7 separate regions of the Homo sapiens genome follow, and all the other regions are linked to region 4. A link is a contact called in ENCODE Hi-C or POLR2A ChIA-PET data. All regions are on one chromosome and are shown on one strand. Each heading gives the region's core, a stretch centred on a gene start or an enhancer-like site at or near the end of the contact. The rest is flanking DNA. Distances are from core to core; before and after follow the strand shown.

Region 1 (2,700 bases), core at 25-2,524, 300 kb before region 4:
GACAGACTCAGAGACGAAGATGAAGGTTGGAATTTGGTGTCTTTTAATCTCTACCCCCTGGTTTCATCTGTTCTCAGTGTCCCTGAAGCAATGGCCTAGACAGGGTTGATGTATTCATGAATCTGAGGGACTTTCACGTGAACTTGAGGCAGGCTTGGTCTGCATGCTGCTTTGTAGCATAAAGCTTGGACCTGTGTGCAAAGTGACAGTGCAACGAGTTTCAGCCCATCCCAAGAGAGAACACAGGCCTTTAGAGCTGCCTGTGGGGCGCTGACTGGTGTCATGCCCGGGTGGTCCAAGGTCTGCAGGACCCTCTACCAAGGGCACTTCTTGGACAGGGCTCCTGACTGTCTCTCCCACCTCTGATCTTCCCCCTGTCATCTTGGTGTTAAGATGACTGGAGCAAGGGCTTCGCTCCTGGGACTCATTCTGGGTTAAACTGAAGGGAGAGTGAGTTAGAACCCAGCGCCTTAGGGAGAAGCAGATGTCGTCTACCTGCACAGACTCTGTTTCCCCTCATCTGAAGAAGCCTCAGTCCTCCACATGTTATCACCTTCTCTAGGGCCCAGGCCCAGTGGAAGCTTTTACGGGGAGGTTTCAGAGCACAGTTTCAACCAAGAGCAAACATGTAGTAGCTTCAGGGTTTCAGAAAGCTGATTTTCTGCCCACAGCACAGTTTCGGGCCTCCTGAGAATGCTTTTCTTGGACACAGTGATCTTTGGTACAAAGAAGGGCAGAGAGGAAATGGCGTGTGGATGAAGAACTGTGCCTGTTTTAGTGACTGGCGGGACATATAGGCGACTGTAGCTGCCACACTTTGTGCCTATGAATTACTCAAGCCGGGACTTTAGGTTTATGATAAATAATAATAATAATTCAGGTTTGACCGTTCCTATTTGGGTGTAAATAGAAATCTCTGATTAGGTAGTAGAGTATTTGAACCTATAGTTTGATTTGAATTCTTCAAGCAATGTGATTTTTCTCCCTAAATCAACACACTATCTGAAATCCCCCTATGAACATTGCCTTTTGTTATGAAATGCAAGGAGAAAGCACTCAGCTTGTTCTCTAAGTTCATCTTAATGTTTTTCTTGTGACTGTCTGTAGGAAATTCAAAAGTTCTAGGAGATAGAGTCCCTGTAAATCACTGTTTGGGTTTAAAATGACCTGTAAATAATGACTCATCACAATGTACTCGTAAGTATAGTTAGCATCACTTAACGACGGGGATCCGTTCTCAGAAATGCATCATTAGGTGATGCCATGGTGAGGCCGTCCCAGAGCAGTCACACACACCTTTGGCAGAGCCCGCTACACACCTGGGCTATGTGGTGTAGCCTATTGCTCCTTGTCTTCAAACCCGAACAGCATGTCACTTTGCTGAATACTTTAGGCAATTGTCACACAATGGTATGAATAAGTGTTTATATAAATATAGAAAAGGTCCAGTAAGAATATGGCATAAAAGATGAAAACCTAGTACACCCATCTAGGATGCTTACCGTGAATGGAGCTTGCAGGACTGGAAGTTGCTTTGGGTGAGTGAGTGAGTGAGTGGTGAGTGAGTGTGAAGGCTTAGATATTAGTGTACATTCCTGTAGACTTTGTAAACACTGTACACTTCAGCTATGTTAAATTTATAAAAAAAAATTTCTTGCTTCAATAATAAATTAACCTTAGCTTATTGTAACATTTTTACTTAATAAACTTTCTATTTTTTCAACTTTTTGACTTTTTTGTAATAACAGCTTAAAACACAGACACAATGTACAGCTCTACAAAAATATTTTATATCCTTATTCTATACGTTTTTTTTCTATTTAAAAATTTTTAAAAATTTGACTTTTTTGTTAAAAGCTAAAACACACACACATTATCCTAGGCCCACCCAGGGTCAGGATCATTAATATCACTGTCTTGCATCTCCACATCTTGTCCCACTGGAAGGTCTTCAGGGGCAGAAACACACATGGAGCTGTCATCTGGTATGATAGCAATGCCTTCCTCTGAAATATCTCCTGATGGACCTGCCTGGGGCTGTTTTATAGTTAACTTTTGCTTTTTAATAAGTAGAAGGAGGCAGGGTGCGGTGGCTCAGGCCTGTAATCCCAGCACTTTGGGAGGCCGAGGCGGGTGGATCACCTGAGGTCAGGAGTTTGAGACCAACTTGGCCAACCTGGTGAAACCCTTTCTCTAGTAAAAACACAAAAATTAGCTGGGCGTGGTGGCGGGTGCCTAAAATCCCAGCTGCTTGGGAGGCTGAGGCAGGAGAATCGCTTGAACCTGGGAGGCAGAGGTTGCAGGGAGCCGAGATTGCACCACTGCCCTCCAGTCTGGGTGACAGAGCGAGGCTCCGTCTCAAAAAAAAAAAAAAAAAGGTGGAAGCAGTATACTCTAAAATAACGATAAAACATATAGTAAGTACATAAATTAGTACAACATACTATATTATGATAATAGTCATTTATTATCATTATCAAGTATTATGTACTATTCACAATTCTATGTGCTAGATTTTTATACAACTGGTAGCGCAGTAGGTTTGTTTACATTAAACACGTGAGTAATGTGTTGGGTTAATGCCATGATGACAGCTATAGCATCACCACCAGGAGACAGGAACTTTTCAGCTTCATTATAATCTCATTGGATGGCCATGGTACATGTGGTCTGACATTGACTGAAGTACTGTTATGTGGT
Region 2 (2,700 bases), core at 190-2,689, 300 kb after region 4:
AACTACGATTGTACCACTGCACTCCTGGGAAACAGAGCAATAAGCAACAACCTGTCTCAAATAAAAGAAAAAAAAGAAAAAAGAAAGAAAGAAAAGAAAAGAATGCATTTTTATCCAGAAGATGGCGTGGTCAGTATCACTGGAGCCTGTCATTCTACCCAGATCCTTTCCCCAGCATATGTTAGATTTCCATTTGGATTCAGGCAGAATGAGTTCAAATCCCAGCTCTGTACGGACCATCTCTGTGACTCTGTGGAAATTGTTTATTCTATAATATACTTAACTTCTCGGGCTGCTTGTGAAAATTACAGGGGATAAAGTAAGTGAAGTGTCTGGAAAGTGGTGGTTAATTGGTCAGTAGTAATTGCCTTCCCTGGTTGTCAGGGGTCACCCTTTTTTTTAATCTAAAGGGGATGATCTAGACTCCAGTTCTGGGTCTATTTTCCCCCCAAATAAAATCCTATCCTCTCAAGAAGTAAAGTAAGAGAACAGTGAAAGTGTCGATGTCTATAATATTACCTAAATGTCTCCTGGGATACTGTGAATGGAGTGAGGGAGTTCATAAAAAATTCTAGCATTTCATTCATTTTCAGCTGCTGTCTCTGATATATGGAAGGCTGTAATTTCACAAGGAAGTGAAACCTTACCTCCTACCAGGTGTCAGTATATTTTAAGCAAAGAGATATTACAACTCGGGAATTATTGAAAACCTATGTTCTTTCCCTGCAATTGCTCGAGGCAGATTTTGAAAGCCACATTTTGAAATCAGCCTATGACGTCATCAGAACTAGCTGTAATCGAGGTGACACAGTTGATGACTCTCTGGGTAGGGCTGGTGTGGGAGATAGTGATAAACATTTGGCCTGAAGAAAGCTGGAAGACAGATCTATTTTTAGATTTTTATTATGCAGTTTTATCTTGAGTCTCTTTAAAATTGTGCAACTCTCAACTCTCCAAACAAATGAACATTTCATTGCTCTGTATTCTAAAACAATTTCTTAAAAACTTGCTTTCTGTCTTTTTCTCAGCTCTCTATCTCTCAAAAGATTAAAAATCAGAAGGTAAATTGCTTGTGTCCTTTTCATGCACCCAATTTCAGCTCATTTTAAGTGTTTAATTTACTTAAATAGCCTTCAATTCATCTTGGAACTATTTCGACTTAGCAAGAAAATATAAGAACATATACGATTTACTGCCGTAATAGCGTCTTGGAGAGGTATGTAGTGTGTGTGTGCACGTGTGTGTGTGAGTGTGTGTTTGTCTCCCCCAAGGAGCAGCAGCAGTGCCTGGTATTCACTCTGTTCCTATTTTTGTCTTTTGTCATCACTGCTGTAACTGAGCCCACTGTCATCTGGTAGGAATATTTACCCGCTGGATCTGACTTGGCTGGGTAGCGGTGAACACACATCTGGAGTCTAGACTTGGCGGCTCTGTGGGCAGGCTCGCAGCCCAGGGCTCCATCAGCCCCAGGGCTCCAACACTCCGGCGCCCTGCTCTGTTGACATAGCTGGTGGGCTGCCTCATCAGTTTCAGCTGCCTGACCCCCTGGTCCCCCAGCCTCCCCCATCCCTGCCATATCCCAGCTCTGTGCACTTTGGAGAGCCACCAGAGGAGCGCCTCTTCTGCTTCCTTCTGCGAGCCCCCTCTACTCAGGATGCTTTGCTGGAGAAGAAGGGAAGGAGGAATCCACGTTAATGTGAAACCTGCAGACAGTGATTCTGCTTCAGAGATAAGGGGTTGCTTTGGATGGGAGAGGAGCTCTGATAAAAGCACTAAGCGTAAGAAAGAAAAAATCTGATGGGGTAAAACAGATATATACCTTGGAATATATGATTTGGGTTTAAATCTTATACCCAGCTGTTACACCAGATGTGTGGCCTGGAAAGTCTTTGAGGCTCAAATTCATTATCTATAAATTCAGGGGAAGAGTGATGACCGCAATAAGTTGTTGGGCAGGATACAAACCTGAATAAAGACAAAAGGTCTAGTTCAATGTCTGCCTTAAAGCGACAAATAAAAATCAGTTCCCTTTTTCCTGGTCAATGTTTCATTTACACAAGTCAGAGTGATTCTTTGACCCAAGGCAAGCAAAACATCCTTGAGATTTGCTGAAAATAGAGGGCGCTTGGGGGAAACATTCATGTGAAATGAGAAGTTTTTGAAAAAGATCCCACAGCAATATCTGCTTTTAGATAGAAGGTAACAGAGACAGAGGCGATCACATTCTTGTGGCGGCAGCATTTCCCATGTGGGATCTTGTTTTCTCTTGTCTATTTTTATAAAATGATACTAGCGTGAGGCTTTGATAATGGGTTGGTGACTTCTATAGAATGAGGCTGAGCCCCCTGGGAGTTGAGGCTCCCCTGAAACGTCAATTTTGAGATTTGAGAGATTCTTAATACACATGCATTGGTCTATGCGTTAACAGCAATGGGTTCTTAGTGTATTTCCCTCACAAGGAGGCTAAATCACACTGTTTACAGTTATTTGCATATGTGTCTAATCAGTTATATCTGCAATAAAATGATACCTAAATCAATTTCTTGCAAAAAGAATTATTTGGATGTCTACCCAGCAAACAAAAGTGTTTGAGAAATTATAAGTTTCTTTTGAAAGTCTATTTTATTATACTGTGGTTGGCAAACCACGGCCTGCAGCCCACAGACAGAAACTGTGGATCTGCATCCAAGCCTGAAATAT
Region 3 (2,700 bases), core at 36-2,535, 480 kb after region 4:
TCCGTTTAAAAATGTAGTGTTACATAGTAGAATGGTAGCCTTTCAAAACATATGCCCACATCCTATTCCCTGGAACCTGCAACCTTACTTGGAAACAGAATCTTTGCAGATGTAAACAACTTAAAGACCTCGAGATGAGATCATCTGTATTATTTGAGTGGGCCCTAAATCCAATGACAAGCATATTATAAGAGACACACAGACGAAAGGCAGGCACAATACTAGGAAGCAACTAACCAGAGAGGCAGAGATTGGAGTGATGCGGCCATAAGCCAAAGGCCAGCTGGAGCTGCCAGAAGCTGGAAGAGGCAAAGGAAGAAAGTATCTGTTGCTTTGGAGGCACTAAAAGGACACCTTGATTTTGGACTGCCGGCCTCTAGAATATGAAAGAACACATTTCTGTTATTTTAAACCACCAGTTGGTGGTAAGTTTTTACATCAGTCTCAGAAAACTAATTTAAAAACTTTAAAGTATTAATAGATGGATACTTATGTATTATGATGAAAAGTATCTATCTGCCAACGCTGGACTCTGTAAGTGCTTAAAATATAACTGCAACTTCTCCTGGATAGAGCAAAGGATTTGATTGCTAAATCTTTTGGACCAATCATGAGTTTATGACAGTGGACAAGTTTGCTTGTAGGTAAACCTCACTTTCTTCATCTCTAAAACGTGGTTAACAAAACACCATTCAGAGTAATTATTACAATTTGACATAATGCATTAAAAAGTTTACACAGTTCCCAGCACACAATAAGCACGTGATAAATATATTCCATACACACAGATACACAAAAGGACATGGTACCTGGGGCCACGCTGATTGACATCTGGCAGCTTCTAATTTCATTATGTGGTTCAGTAAGACAAGTGCTATTGTACAAAAGTAAAGCTAACAAGCTTAAACCAAAGTTTATTTTTTTCTTCATATGACTCAAAAAGAAATAACATCAAAGAAAAATCAGTTACAATTACAAAATGACTAAACTATAAGAAAAGTGTAAGGACCTTTTGTATCGGCTATGAATGAGAACATACTTTCCCAAAAGCTGTCTTTAAAAGCTGTGAACACCAGAGAAAAGCAGTGCCGCACACCCAGGTGCTCTCTGTGGGCGTGCTCTGCAGATGACTTGGGGTTAGGAAAGTGAGTTTCTAGAATTCTTGGCTTGTGCATCTGAGAGGTACTTTCCTCGGCTTGTTTGTTTTGCGTGAAGAGTTGCTAGGAATGATTCAGAATGTACATGTTTGTGTAGTGAAAGTCCTGGGGTTCTGGCATCCAGTGAGGGTCCTGGCCCCTGTACAAAGTCTTCTTTCTCATGTGGGAGCTGGCTGCTCCCCGGAAGTGGGTATAAAAGTCAGACAGCATTCCTCTCATTCCCAACCAAACAGGTCTCTCACAGAGAGGGAAATAAATGTCCCACTGGCCTGTGTGGGGGCGTTCCGGAAAAGGGCCTATTTCCATTCTCCAGGCACTTCTACAACTGCCCTGATGTCTGGAAGAGCCTTCGTGATTGGTGAAAATACAACTGATTTTCTAGTAGAAATATAGCTTCCCTCCAGAAGATCTATTCCACCTGAGCAAGAAGCTGGTTCTTTAGGCTGAGGATGGTATGGAGACTGTCTTAGTCTGTTTTGTGCTGCTATAACAAAATACCAGAGACTGAATAATTTGTAAATAACAGAAATGTATTCCTCACAGTTCTGGAGGCTGGGAAGTCGAAGACCAAGGTGCCAGCAGATTTGGTGTCTGGTCTGTTTCTAAGGTGGCACCTTGTTACTTCATCTTCCAGAAGATACAAAGGATGTGTCCTCACATGACAAGGCCAAGTGAGCTGAATACTGCTTGAAGTCTCTTCTATAAAGGCCTCAATTCCATTCTCAAGAGAGGGGCCCTCATAGCTTAATCACCTCTTAAAGGTCTCATCTCTTACTACCACCACATTGACCATTAAGATTCAACACCTGAAGTTTGGAGGGGACCCATTCCAACCCTAGCAGGGATTACCTCTCCTGTCCTTCCACTCATCAGTGAAAGGATGCCTCTGTCCCCCTCTCCTGTTTCTGGACCTATTAGATTTAAGGACATTTAGAAAGGGAGAAATGGCTGAGGAAGTTAAAAAAAAATGGTTTGATAAACTGTGGAATAAAAATAATCTCCATAGAACTTAATTGGTACTTTTTACTTGAGGGAAATCCATGTGGCCCCAGTTAGCATGATTATTTTTGGTCATGCTTGACATCTATGTTTGCAAGAATATTAATTTATTTGGCTGACAAGCCATGAAATGTCTATCTTTATGTTTCCCATTTGGTTATTCATCCTATGCATTAGGGAAAACACAAAGAAACCTAAAGACACCAGTAGGTGGTCCAAGTGGGGAGGCAAACACTGGCAACTGACACATCTTGCTATGTGTAAAAATCTATGCTCACGTCGCTCTGTTTTATTCCACAGGTTGTGCTATTAGAGATTAGAGGAGTTAATGTAGGTGCAGCTTCCTCACAGAAAATGCAAGACACACAAGGGCTGCTTTCAGCATTCTGCTTGATCGTGCACAGCTAGACGCAGAGCACTCAGGAGCACACAGGAGGGTAATAAAAATCACATCCACCATGCTTTCTGGTTTGCAAAAGCCCTTTGGGAATGTCATCTCATGTGCCTGAATGCAGTGCTCCCTACCTCTGCTTCTCACAGTGGG
Region 4 (2,700 bases), core at 1-2,500:
ACCTTTTGGTGCTACCATGCTATGCATTGAGGGTCCAGGATGTGTAAGGCACTAGCACAGCACCTGAGATATTTTTGAGTGGTGGGGCAGAGAATGTGGTACAAAAAGATGAATGAGGCTGGATGCAGTGGCTCACGCCTGTAATCACAGTGCTTTGGGAGGCTGAGTGGGGAGTATTGCTTGAGGCCAGGAGTTTGAGACAGCACTGAGGGTCCAGGATGTGTAAGGCACTAGTACAGCACCTGAGATATTTCTGAGTGGTGGGACAGAGAATATGGTACAAAAAGATGAATGAGACTGGATGCAGTGGCTCACGCCTGTAATCACAGTGCTTTGGGAGGCTGAGGGGGGAGGATCGCTTGAGGCCAGGAGTTTGAGACCAGCCTGGTCAACACAGCAAGATTCTGTTTCTTACATTAAAAACAGCAACAACAACAACAACAACAACAACAACAAACAACCACCCATGAACAAGATCTAAGGAGTGCAGGGAAGGCAGTGGGTGCCTCTCAGCACACAGTGAGGCTGGTGCGCTGAGAGGTTTCCCCTCATTGGGATTTCTTTGTTCTCTTTGCTATTCCTCCCATTCAAGCAACCCTTTCTCTGCTCTTCCCTAGGTAAGGGGTGTGAGAGCAGAAAGACAAGCAGTCCTCTTTCGGCTGCAGTGACCATTGGGGTGCTCTGCCCAGGTCTCCCCGCTAGCTGCAGTGACAGTTGATGATGGCCATGGCAGAGCCCGCACTGGATGCCCCCTCCTGCTGCAGGGAATGGCCTCTTTTCAGGTCATATCCCCCAGGTTCTGAAACTGACCGAGGAAGGAACGCAAAGGCTCGGCCCTCTTGCCTCAACTTGGGACAACTCTGATGGGCCGTCCCAGCTCGAGAGCGCCACTTAGGATTGGCTGGGGGTGGCTCCAAGTGTAGCCTCGTTGCAGCCAGCTTCAGCTTCTGCAGCATCCTGCCTTTCTCACTTCTTTACAGGAGAATCTCCCGAGAACACCCTCTGATCAGCACTCTGCATGCAATTTCCATCTCAGACTCTGTTTCTAGGAAGACTTTCAGGCAGCTGACACTGGACGTGGTTGTGAGTTGCAGGCCCTAATGAAAAATTGGAGAGGAAGCAGGTGGCCGGCTGATGAAATGATAACCAGAAGGCCTGTGGGCTTGGGTGGCTGAGGCTGAGGCTACTGAGTGTTGAAGAGAGAGAGGCAGAGGCGCAGGATGACTCATCACTGGTTTCAGGCAAACTGTGAAAGCCAGAGCACTTCCTTGGCAGCATTTAAGAAAACCCCGATGATCTGCAGCTGGAAGGCAGGTTGGCTGGAGGACCAGTCTGAACCCTGAGTAGGTTAAGTTCTCAGTCCTTCAGACACAGGGCTCTAATGGGAAAGAGGTGAGACCCTTACACTTAGGGTGGGAGCCCTGGACAGTTGGGAACCCTGAACACTTACATGCCCCTGAGTCCCCTGGGCCTGCAGAAATGGCCTATTTCTCATGTCATGTAGAAGATTGTAGACTGCTTGAACCTGGGAGGCGGAGCTTGCAGTGAGCCCAGATTGCACCATTGCACTCCAGCCTGGGCAACAGAGCGAGACTCGGTCAAAAAAAAAAAAAAAAAAAAGCAAGACTTTCCTTTTCTGAAGATCATACAGAGGTCTCAAATGAGGTAGGTATCATACAAGACAATGCTTGACCCATCAGGATCTACCCTCATCTTTCCTGTTGGCAAAACCAAAGAATAACAAGAACCAAATCTCAGCACAGCCCGACTGGGGATGAGCTGGGCTGGCTTGGCCAAAAGGGGATATCAGGTGAAGGAGCTGTGGGGTCGAGCTAATATGTTGCAGAGGACCTGGGAATATATTCATGGGATTGGATCAAAGAGTGTAGATATAAAATCGAATAAGGTTGAGTTTATTGAGAGGGAGCAATCTAGGTGGTACAGGATTAAGCATCTTGGTCAAGATCCCTGGAGAGAATGCTAAGACTCAACTCAGATGTTGCTTAAAAGCCTAGAGAAAGCAGTGACCCACACTCAGGCAGATGGTGGAGAGAGGGACCAAATGGCTCAGAGAAGTGGCCATGCTGGAGTGGACATGCTAGCATCCATGGTGCTGACTATCTTCACGAGATGGCCTGGAGGACTTCCCATGTACAAAGGAATGCACTGGTGAGAGTGGCCCCAAAGTCACTGAGCTCAGGAATGGCTGTGCTCTATGTGCCAGAGCTGATGACAGATGATGAAATCACAGAACTGGCTCCTGGTAGCAACGGGGATGACAGGATCCTGGGATTACAAAGGCCAGGTGGTATGCTCACCATTGGATGCAAGGCAGAGGCCATGATCACAATGAGAGGCAAGATCAGTGGGGCACCCAGGGGGTTCCTGCCCTGCAGAGAGCTCTCAATAGGCTCATTGTTTTAGGAAGGAGATAGATGGGCACCCAACAAGGGCAATGCTTAATTTCTACAAGAAAGCACGTGTGGATTACCAGGAGGTACAAAAGTCAGGATCTTTTGCCTAGTTTCTTGAATGGAGCTAATTCTCAGCCCCAGAATCTGTTGACTGAAGGAGGAGCAGAGCTCTTCCCAGGAAGGATGGTACCATATTACAGCAGGTGCATTCAGCAATAATTCCCCCACTTCTCTCCTAAAGGTATCTAGGACATTTATTTAGGCAAATGCACACTGGGGAAAGACG
Region 5 (2,700 bases), core at 161-2,660, 280 kb before region 4:
ATCCATTGCTTCTTGGCATATTTTTAAAAATTGTGGAAAAATATATAAAGCTTATCATTTTTATAATTTATATTTTATAATTCATATCAGAACCTGGCGATGTGAATTATATTCATAGGGTTGTGCAGCCGTCACCACTATCAACTTCCAGACCATTTTTATCCCTCCCAAGTAGAAACACTGCACCATGTTATGCCCATTCTACAGATGAGAAAACCGAGGCACAGAAAGATGAGGAAACTTGTTCAAGGTTATGCAACCAGTGTCTGGCAGAGCCCGTGTGTGAGCTCAGGTCATTTGGCTCAGAGCTGGTGCTCTTCACCTGCAGGAGGAGCTGGGTATTCTGTAGCCTCTAACTGAGAACCCATTCCGTGCCATGCTCTTTCCTTCGGCCATTGTAACAAGGCTGCAAGACAGACAACGATTGCTGTTCCCATTTTGCAGCTTAGGAAACCGAAGCTCAGGGAAGTTAGACAACTTTCTCAGGGTCACAGCCATGGTGAGCGGCAGAGCCAGCTTTTGACCCCGGGGTCTCACTGACCCCAGAGTTCACAGCAGAGTCGCAGAGCTTTCCTGGTGTCCAGCTTAGAGAGCACACAGTAGGTGCGCGGAGTGCGAGCTGAGCTGCCCTTCGAGATGCAGTTCCGAGGGAAGCCTAGGCCCGGGAGACCCCAGCGGGTCCTGCAGATAAAGGAAAGTTCTCCAGTCAGCCCCGGAGGAACGCTGATCCCGCTGATCCCGAGGCAGGGCCCGAGGTTCCTGTTCGGGGCCTCCCTGCTGTGAAGGAGTCCTGGACCCCCGAGAGGTCCATGGAATTCTGCAGGGGAAGGCCTGATATGGAGGCCTGTGGAAGTCACCGAGGAGCCCCTCTCATACCACCTCACACTTATTTCTTCAGGACTTCAAAGTGCCTCGCCGGGAGGAAACCATGGGGGTCTGCCTGAAGCTGTTAAAGTAGCCGGCAGGATTCGATGTGTGCCCTGATTGCCAGGGTAGGGGCGGGGGGTGTAAAAGAGAGAAAGATTATACACAGGCCTAGGAATGATGAAAGGTCTTAAGCAATGAGGGGGACTTGAAAAGAGGCGACCAACAGGTCGGCTGGTATGCCTGGAGACGGGAGGCGGTGCGTGTGGAGAGTAGCAAGCTGTGCGGAATGAGGCTGGGAAGGTGAGCCTGGAGGCCCTCCCTGAGGCTGGATTGTGGGAGGAGCGGTGGGCAGGACCTTGAACATGACCCTGCGAGGCGGGCCGGGAGGGGGCGTGGCATGCTGCGGCAGTGGGCGGGCTTTGGCTGGGGCTGGGCATAGTCACGGCAGTGGGCGAGGTGTCGCCTGGCCCCGCCCCGTGGGTCCCACCCCCGGGGTGCACCCCCCTCCCTGGAGCTCTGGCTGCGTGCTGGCTCCCAGAAGAGGAACCTGCTGCAGGCGCCGGCGCGGGCGGCGAGGACGACCTGTTTTTCTGACCCAGCCCGGAAGCGCTGGTGCAGGTGGTCTCTGAATGAGGGTTCCTCTTTGCCTCTGATGTCTGGAAGGGGAATTCAGCAAGAGGGACTCCAGTCTGGAGCTCTGACCCCAACTTCCTCAATCCAGGCCCTCAAAGAGGGCGGCCTGTGTCACCGGGCGCCGGATTCCCCGGGGGGTGCCCGGGGTTGGGGCGGCACATTCCCACCTGGAGTGCCCTCATGCCTGGCTATGCCGGACCTGCAGGGTCACACCCTCTCTCTGGACCTTTCCCTCCCCTGCACCCCCGCCCACGCCCCAGGCCCTCTGCTGCTTAAGCCATGGCCCTGGGTCTGTATCCTGACCTGGGCTGGTCATTGTTCTGCATTGGGTAGTTTAATTACAACTTTCTCTGCGCTTATCTGGTCTATGAGCTCGTGATCGCAGGGACCCTAGCACAGGGTCTGGGACTTACTGAGAGATCAGTAAATGTTCATGGATGGTGGACATGGGTGTGTAGGATGCCGGTCTCCTCCCCTGAGAAGGGGCTTGGGCAGAGGAGTCCCTAGTTCGCCAGGAGCAGCCTCGCCCCACCTGACCAGGCCTGGGACAAACCAACAGGTTGCTGTCCTGGAAGGAAAGGGGTGCCTCCTTCCACCTGGGGAGGCTGAGCTGCTTCTCTCCTCTTAGGCCCTGTGCTGCAAGGCGCCCATACCTCCAGTCCGCACCTCAGGAGTCCTTCCCGTGTCCTCTGGGAGTTCCTGCCCATGCTGGCTGAGGCCCCAGGTCTGCCTGGGAGCAGTCCCACAGAGGGAAGGTGGTGGAGGAAGGGGCAGGGATGCTGGCTGAGGAAAGGCCCTCTTTCCTACGATGGCTGTACCCAGGAAGCCGGCCGCAGGTTCCCTAAGCCGAGGCAGCGCTGGCTGTAGTTTCTCTGGGCTCCTGGGCTGGTGCACCTGCCCCTGCCTTCAGAACGGGCCCCTGTGCATGGCTGGCATCTGTGATTGGGGGTAGTGCGTGTTTCTGAGTAATGTGAAAAGAGCAGCTTCTTTGACTTCACCATTCCTAGAAAATGGCCTCAACTTGCTGGAAGAGTGGGGACAGAGGGTCTCAGTTTCTCATGTGAAGCTTGCAGGCCATTGTCTTCAGCACCCAGCATGTTTTGGGGCCTTTGAGGGACTTGAGGGGCTTTTTGAGGAACTCTGGGCATGGGGTTTTAGCCGAGGCTGAAAGTGGAGTTCCCAGGCTGCTGTGCTGAGTCC
Region 6 (2,700 bases), core at 178-2,677, 450 kb after region 4:
CTCTTAATTATCTAAAATAATTATATGTAATTGAGATCTGGCACAGGCTGGAGAAAGAAATCAAGCTTTTTATATTTGTCTCCTCATTGAGTTTAGCTCACTTAATCCACTGGATACACATCTACCCTTACAACAAATACTTACTGAGAAACTATTACAGATAAGACATGGTCCTGAGGAGCAAGGGCCTGCGGATACAAATTGTTCAATGATCTCTAACCTCTGGCATCTCAGTCCAACAGTGGGAATGGTGGCTCAGCAACTCAATACAGCATAACACCAAGAGGGCTGTCATAAAAGGACAAACACATTAAAAATTACTATGGAGAAGGATGAAGGTAATTGTCTAGGTGGCTGGCAGCTGTGGCCTATGCCCTTGTGTGCCCATGCTGTGGTCTCTACTAACACTCCATGATGGGAAATGCCCCAGGAGACGGATCCTGCCTGTGGGTAGTGGGTGCTTTTGAAGAAAGTGAGATGGAAACAGACTAGCTAGGAAGCCACTGGATGTGGGGCAGGATGGTGTGTAGGGACAAAAAGAAAAGACAAGAACCCGTTTTGATAGAATTGCTCACTGGGAACATCTTTTTTTATGAATATCAAACTAATTCTCCAAGTCAGCCTGGAGTGCAGAGTGGCCAGTGGGAATGCATGCCGCTGAAATTGCTTAATTAAAGGCATGATATCCTGTGTTCATTTAATGCTTTACTTCATGGTCACTGTTTCTTATCTCACAGCAAGGTCCAGGCCTCAGCATCATGCAGAGAACACTGCATCATCCAGAGGCCAGCATCAGAGCCTCCTGGGTAACTGCAGGAAGGGGTCCTCGTCTTGGTGGCCCCAAGTGGAACACCTTTCAAATGAATGCCCCCACCTATAGGGTGGGTGTATGGAGGGTGAAGGAGAAGCGATCACACTTATGGTTTCAGGACCCAGGGAAGATAAAAAAGCAGAGGTGACTGAGCGTCTGGGGAAGAAGGTGATAAACAGCTTCTCAGAGCTTGCAGCACAGACAGCTCCATTCATAACTTGTTAAATGGAAGCTCAGGAATGCTTTCAACAAGCGGGGACATCTTATCTGCAGCATGGATGAGAAATTTCACTCACAACAAAGCTCAGCATAGAAAGGGCTCTTATCTCAGAGTCCAGAATGAGGATATTAGTAACACTGCCTGCTTCTTTCTCAAACCCTATTAGCGTCAGGTAATAGGTTTCACCAGTGGCTTTTAGCATTTGCTCAGCTGCAGAGAGCTACTGAAAAAGAAAGTTTCTTTGGAAACAAGAAGACTTATACTGAGAAACATTACCCGATCATTGAGGTTGCTATTGATTCAGGTATTTCTGAATAGTTGCCTGGAAAGCATTTCTGTAGAGTGAGTCAGGCTTTTGCCCTTCACTTTTGTTTTGAAGATGAGAGTAGTTGCTTCTGGGCAAGGTTTCAGGAAGCCAACATACACACACACACACACACACACACACACACACACACAAAACTGTGTATGTGTGTGTTTCTGTGAATGTACGTCTTTATGTTTTTATGCTTTACTGAAATCGTTTGAAACTAAGGGAATACATGAGGAAGCTTCTAGGGATCCCTGAAGTTCATGAATTTGTATAGAAGACATCTGTGGCTTTTTAAAATTTGTACTGGAGAGCAGGGTCATGCTCTAATTAATGACACGAGTAAATATACAAAGCACTTCTGCCTACATTACTGGAGAAAAGGCCTGAAAGAGGTAGGTGAGAGCTATGCTTTCTATAAGGTTGGAGCAAACAACAAATGCAAAAGCCCTGAGTTAGGAACGTTCCTGAGATGCTCCAGAAATAGCCAGGAGGGCAGTGTGGATGGAGCAGCGTGAGTGAGGAAGGGAGTTGTAAGTGATGAGGCCAGAGAGAACTGATGTGTAATGGTATGGGTACGGCTTACACACCATCACACATCAGTTCTGGTGGCCAGTGCAGTGGCTCCCGCTTGTGATCCCAGCTACTGGGGAGGCCAAGGCAGGAAATATAGCTTGAGACCAAGAATTTCAGACCTGCCTGGGCAACATAGTGAGACCCTGACTCTACAAAAAAATTAAAAAAAAAAAATGCCTGATGAACCATTCTAAGAATTTCAGCTTCTGTATCTGTGTGAGATGAAAAGCCAAGGGAAGCTTTTGAGTCCAGAAGTGTCGTGATTGGATTTTCATTCTGAATGATTTCCACAGGTTGTCCTGTTGAGAATAGAATTAAGGAGGTTGGGGGATAGAGAGGCTCAGGGTTGATCAAGGGGTGATTGCAATCATTGAGGTAAGAAATTATGGGGATTTCACTTAAACTAGAAGCCATGGAGGAGATTAGATGAAGCCATTTTCTGGATGTGTTCTGTGGAGCCACTAGGATTGTTGATGGATAGGTTATAAGCGTCAAAGAATGAACGGAACCATGGATGACACTGATTTCCAAAGCAATCTCTCCATCTTTTTTTATTTAAAAATCCTGGCACCCCAGCGGCTTTGATCTTGGAAGCTGGTGAGCAGCAGTGGCCTCACACTCGTGGTCCATGCCCATGAGGAGCTGTTCCCTGCAGAGGAGGCTCCTGGCTCTGGTAGTCACCTTCTGCAGGGATCATGGGGCCAAGGGCCCACTTAGGGAAATCCCACACCCACTGATCTGTCCTGATCGAATCCTGAATGGACTGTATCAGAGAAATGAGCA
Region 7 (2,700 bases), core at 143-2,642, 330 kb before region 4:
GCTGAGACCAGCCCTGTGCCAGCCAGGGGAGGGAGGCTGACCCCAGTGTAAGAGGAGCTCAGGAGATGAAGAATGGAGACCACCAGGAACCGTCCAACTGCCTTCTCCGTGCCATGTCAGTGAGGGTTGCGCAGGTGCCTGGCCCAGTCAGCCCTGGGAGGCCCTAGTGCATGACTCCCGGGCGTCTGCCTCGGGGCATCCCTGCTGCTCCTTCCTCTTCACCTCCTAAGCCACCTCCCAGGCCTTGGTGCTGAAGGAGTGGCCAGAACTAAGGAGGGGCTGCCATCAGGTGGATGGGGCATCCATGAGGGTGCAGCGGAGGGACGCCCTGCTGGGAGGGAGCTCGGAGCTTGAGGGGGCTGCCGGAAGGGCCTGGCTAGGCCTGATTCTGGGTCTGCTTGGAGCCTGCACTGCCAGCAATAGTCTCTTAAAGCTGAGGGTTTTTTTTTTTTCTGCCAAAAAAATGTTTTCAGTAGTAGATGCCACTTCCACAGAGATCTGAGGTGCACACAGCCTGGAGTGCGAGGTTCGTGGGGGTTGGGAAGATGCTGTTACCTGGTAAACGTATCTTTCAGGGGACAGGTAAGTCCCCAGGTCTTTGGAAGGCAAGCATCAAGAAGTGAGGGTGGAACCAGGGTGGGGCAGGTCCTGCTTGGATCCTTGCAGACTTTGCCCCGGCTACCGGCTGCTCCCTGTCGTGCGCCTGGCGTGCTGGGTCCCCGCGGCTGCTGTGCTGGGGAGCCCTCTGCAGGGCGGCCTCCTCCGGGCCACCCTCCTTACATCAGCGGAGGCCACTGAGGATCCACTGCAGGCATTTTCTGACACTCAGGGCGGAATGACACTTAGAATGTCCTTTGGTGATTCTGGCGCTTGAGATTCTGTTGAGGCAGGGAGTGTGGCCGAGGGGAGACCCTAGAGTAAGACCTGGGGTAGCATCCCTTTTTTTCTGCTCTCTAGGGGGTGGCGTTGAGGCTGCTCTTGCTAAAATGCTCCCTTTCTTTTGCTTGTCTGTGAAGTCCCACAGCTGTAAGGGAGAAATGAGGGCTGCACGAGGCTGTTCCCCTCAAAGTCTGGGGTTCCCTTGCAGGCAGGGTTCTGAGGGTCCCCGGTGCCAGAGGCCTGGGTTCCACTCCCGCTGGGTCACAGGCACGTTGTGAGGCTGAGGCTGTGGTCCCGTTCCGCATGGCACAGGCTCACACAGGGGAGCTGAGGACCCCCACACGGAGGGGACTGCGTTCCCAGGAAGCCCCCCGTTCCCCCGGCGCTCAGCCTCGGAGGCATTCAGCCTTGGAGGTTTGATGGGGGGGACAGGGAACGGGGTCCTCTCTCTGTTTACCCGCGCCTCCTGGGTCACTCACTGCAAGCTGGGACTTAGCGCAGATAGCACTTGATTGCGCCACTCCCTGCTCAGAGAAGGCCCTGTAATCCGGAGGTTTCCTATTTGTTTTTTAGTTTTATGGGCATTTAGTAAAATGGCTATGATTACGGCCTGTGTGTTTAGCTGTAGAGGCAAATTACATTGATAGCCCTTTCCCCTCTCTCTCTCCCTCTCTCTCTCCCTCTCTCACACACACACTCACACACTCTCTCACATACACTCACACACACACACACATCACTCACACATGTACTGACACACAATCATACACATACAAACACACTATTGCTATCACACAGACACACATGCTCACCCTCACACACAGTCATACACTATCACTCACAGACTCCCACACACAGACTCCCACACACACTCCCACACACACTCACATACTCTCACACTCCACACACACAGTCATACTCTCAGACACACACTCTCAGACTCCTCACACATACTCTCACACACATTCTCATACACACACACACTCACTGTCACAGACACACTCTCGCACACCCCGCTCATCCACTCCACTCTCTGCCGCCTCGTCTCAGCTGGGCCTGCAGCTCCGCTGTGAGCTGTGAGCCACAGGCTGTGAGGAGCGCAGCCACCCCTGCTCTTGGGGGCCGTGGTCTCCTGGGGGGTTTGTCGGGGGTGAGTGTGGGTGCTCCAGTGAGGGTCCTAGCGTTCCCTCCAACCCGCTTCATGTCCCGCTCTGTCTACTGGGGTTCTTCATGAGCCCCATTTCATTTGAAGAAAGGATTGGATAGCTAAAAAGAATCTGAATCCGTCTAAAAAGATTTTGGAAATTCCTGCCCACCCCCAACCCAGGTCTGAGGCACATGTGAGTAGATTTAAGCATGTCCACAGCCAGCGCTTCAAGGCAGGTGTGAGTGGGATCTAGGGCTGGACACAGAGGGGCTGTCCTTGTGGGCTGGGGGCCTGGAAACCGTGCTCCAGGGGTGAGAGGGCCTTCCTCTTTGGAACGCTTTCTGGGACACCTGCAACTGTTTTCTGTCCTCACAGCAGCGCATCTGTGGTCCCCGCATCTGGCCTGCGTCCATCGTCCACCAGTCTGCTCACCTCCAGGCAGCCCCGTTTTCTAGGGCTGCCTCCGGTCCCACCCAGCGCTCCTGGTGGCTGTGCCTGGTGACTGGGACGACTTGGCAGTGTGGTCAGCGGCATGGCCTCGTAAACTCCAGCTTCTGGAAAGGAGCTGGGCCTGGGCCTGAACGATGGTGGTAGGACCCACTGCTGGACCCGGCCAGGTGGGTGGCACGGGCTGGATGAGAAAGGCAGGTCCTGCAGGCTGACTCAGAGTGCCA

Evidence for each region. A loop is a pair of places that touch in the nucleus more often than their neighbours do. ChIA-PET counts read pairs that join two places held with the same protein, here RNA polymerase II (POLR2A). Pooled maps may share reads with other maps.
Region 1: a loop to region 4 is called in a map of GM12878, with 2.0 times the contacts of the local background. The contact joins two enhancer-like sites. A Hi-C loop is called at or near these places in 2 of 168 maps with a recorded cell type or tissue (CD14-positive monocyte and GM12878), 28 of 37 single-sample maps with no recorded cell type and 12 of 50 pooled maps.
Region 2: a map of GM12878 shows a loop between it and region 4 (6-fold over the local background). The contact joins two enhancer-like sites. A Hi-C loop is called at or near these places in 2 of 168 maps with a recorded cell type or tissue (CD14-positive monocyte and GM12878), 9 of 37 single-sample maps with no recorded cell type and 8 of 50 pooled maps. POLR2A ChIA-PET finds 5 or more read pairs at or near these places in 1 of 52 experiments (GM12878).
Region 3: a map of GM12878 shows a loop between it and region 4 (2.3-fold over the local background). The contact joins two enhancer-like sites. A Hi-C loop is called at or near these places in 1 of 168 maps with a recorded cell type or tissue (GM12878), 10 of 37 single-sample maps with no recorded cell type and 12 of 50 pooled maps. POLR2A ChIA-PET finds 5 or more read pairs at or near these places in 2 of 52 experiments (GM12878 and OCI-LY7).
Region 5: a pooled map shows a loop between it and region 4 (5-fold over the local background). The contact joins the promoter of LINC01814 here to the enhancer-like site in region 4. A Hi-C loop is called at or near these places in 1 of 168 maps with a recorded cell type or tissue (OCI-LY7), 8 of 37 single-sample maps with no recorded cell type and 8 of 50 pooled maps. POLR2A ChIA-PET finds 5 or more read pairs at or near these places in 1 of 52 experiments (OCI-LY7).
Region 6: a loop to region 4 is called in a pooled map, with 3 times the contacts of the local background. The contact joins two enhancer-like sites. A Hi-C loop is called at or near these places in 4 of 37 single-sample maps with no recorded cell type and 10 of 50 pooled maps. POLR2A ChIA-PET finds 5 or more read pairs at or near these places in 2 of 52 experiments (GM12878 and OCI-LY7).
Region 7: a pooled map shows a loop between it and region 4 (2.7-fold over the local background). The contact joins two enhancer-like sites. A Hi-C loop is called at or near these places in 1 of 168 maps with a recorded cell type or tissue (OCI-LY7) and 3 of 50 pooled maps. POLR2A ChIA-PET finds 5 or more read pairs at or near these places in 1 of 52 experiments (T-cell).

What each region holds. Positions count from the first base shown.
Region 1 is chr2:8,604,370-8,607,069 of GRCh38, reverse strand. All of the region lies in intron 2 of LOC105373411 (a long non-coding RNA gene), which reads left to right. Among named protein-coding and RNA genes, the nearest start is that of LINC01814, 22 kb to the right of the region's middle. Within about 2 kb of position 1,274, at least 4 of the 41 ENCODE cell types and tissues checked have a DNase peak (open chromatin) inside an H3K27ac peak, as active enhancers do; they include GM12878, where a contact is called at or near this core.
Region 2 is chr2:8,002,535-8,005,234 of GRCh38, reverse strand. No RefSeq gene overlaps it. Among named protein-coding and RNA genes, the nearest start is that of LINC00298, 27 kb to the right of the region's middle. Within about 2 kb of position 1,439, at least 14 of the 41 ENCODE cell types and tissues checked have a DNase peak (open chromatin) inside an H3K27ac peak, as active enhancers do.
Region 3 is chr2:7,824,381-7,827,080 of GRCh38, reverse strand. It overlaps LOC105373408 (a long non-coding RNA gene), which reads left to right. Exons shown (of 4, transcript XR_922750.1): 3 at 2,457-2,593. Among named protein-coding and RNA genes, the nearest start is that of LINC01871, 100 kb to the right of the region's middle. Within about 2 kb of position 1,285, at least 5 of the 41 ENCODE cell types and tissues checked have a DNase peak (open chromatin) inside an H3K27ac peak, as active enhancers do; they include GM12878, where a contact is called at or near this core.
Region 4 is chr2:8,300,706-8,303,405 of GRCh38, reverse strand. All of the region lies in intron 2 of LINC00299 (long intergenic non-protein coding RNA 299), which reads left to right. Among named protein-coding and RNA genes, the nearest start is that of LINC00299, 26 kb to the left of the region's middle. RefSeq lists enhancers at 1,015-1,074, 2,180-2,700. Within about 2 kb of position 1,250, at least 17 of the 41 ENCODE cell types and tissues checked have a DNase peak (open chromatin) inside an H3K27ac peak, as active enhancers do; they include GM12878 and OCI-LY7, where a contact is called at or near this core.
Region 5 is chr2:8,582,502-8,585,201 of GRCh38, reverse strand. It overlaps LINC01814 (long intergenic non-protein coding RNA 1814), which reads left to right and starts at 1,410. Exons shown (of 6, transcript NR_110257.1): 1 at 1,410-1,485. RefSeq lists enhancers at 114-792, 793-1,472 and a silencer at 1,150-1,519.
Region 6 is chr2:7,846,723-7,849,422 of GRCh38, reverse strand. The region is part of intron 1 of LOC105373408 (a long non-coding RNA gene); the gene reads left to right. Among named protein-coding and RNA genes, the nearest start is that of LINC01871, 120 kb to the right of the region's middle. Within about 2 kb of position 1,427, at least 4 of the 41 ENCODE cell types and tissues checked have a DNase peak (open chromatin) inside an H3K27ac peak, as active enhancers do.
Region 7 is chr2:8,625,928-8,628,627 of GRCh38, reverse strand. All of the region lies in intron 1 of LOC105373411 (a long non-coding RNA gene), which reads left to right. Among named protein-coding and RNA genes, the nearest start is that of LINC01814, 43 kb to the right of the region's middle. Within about 2 kb of position 1,392, at least 6 of the 41 ENCODE cell types and tissues checked have a DNase peak (open chromatin) inside an H3K27ac peak, as active enhancers do; they include OCI-LY7, where a contact is called at or near this core.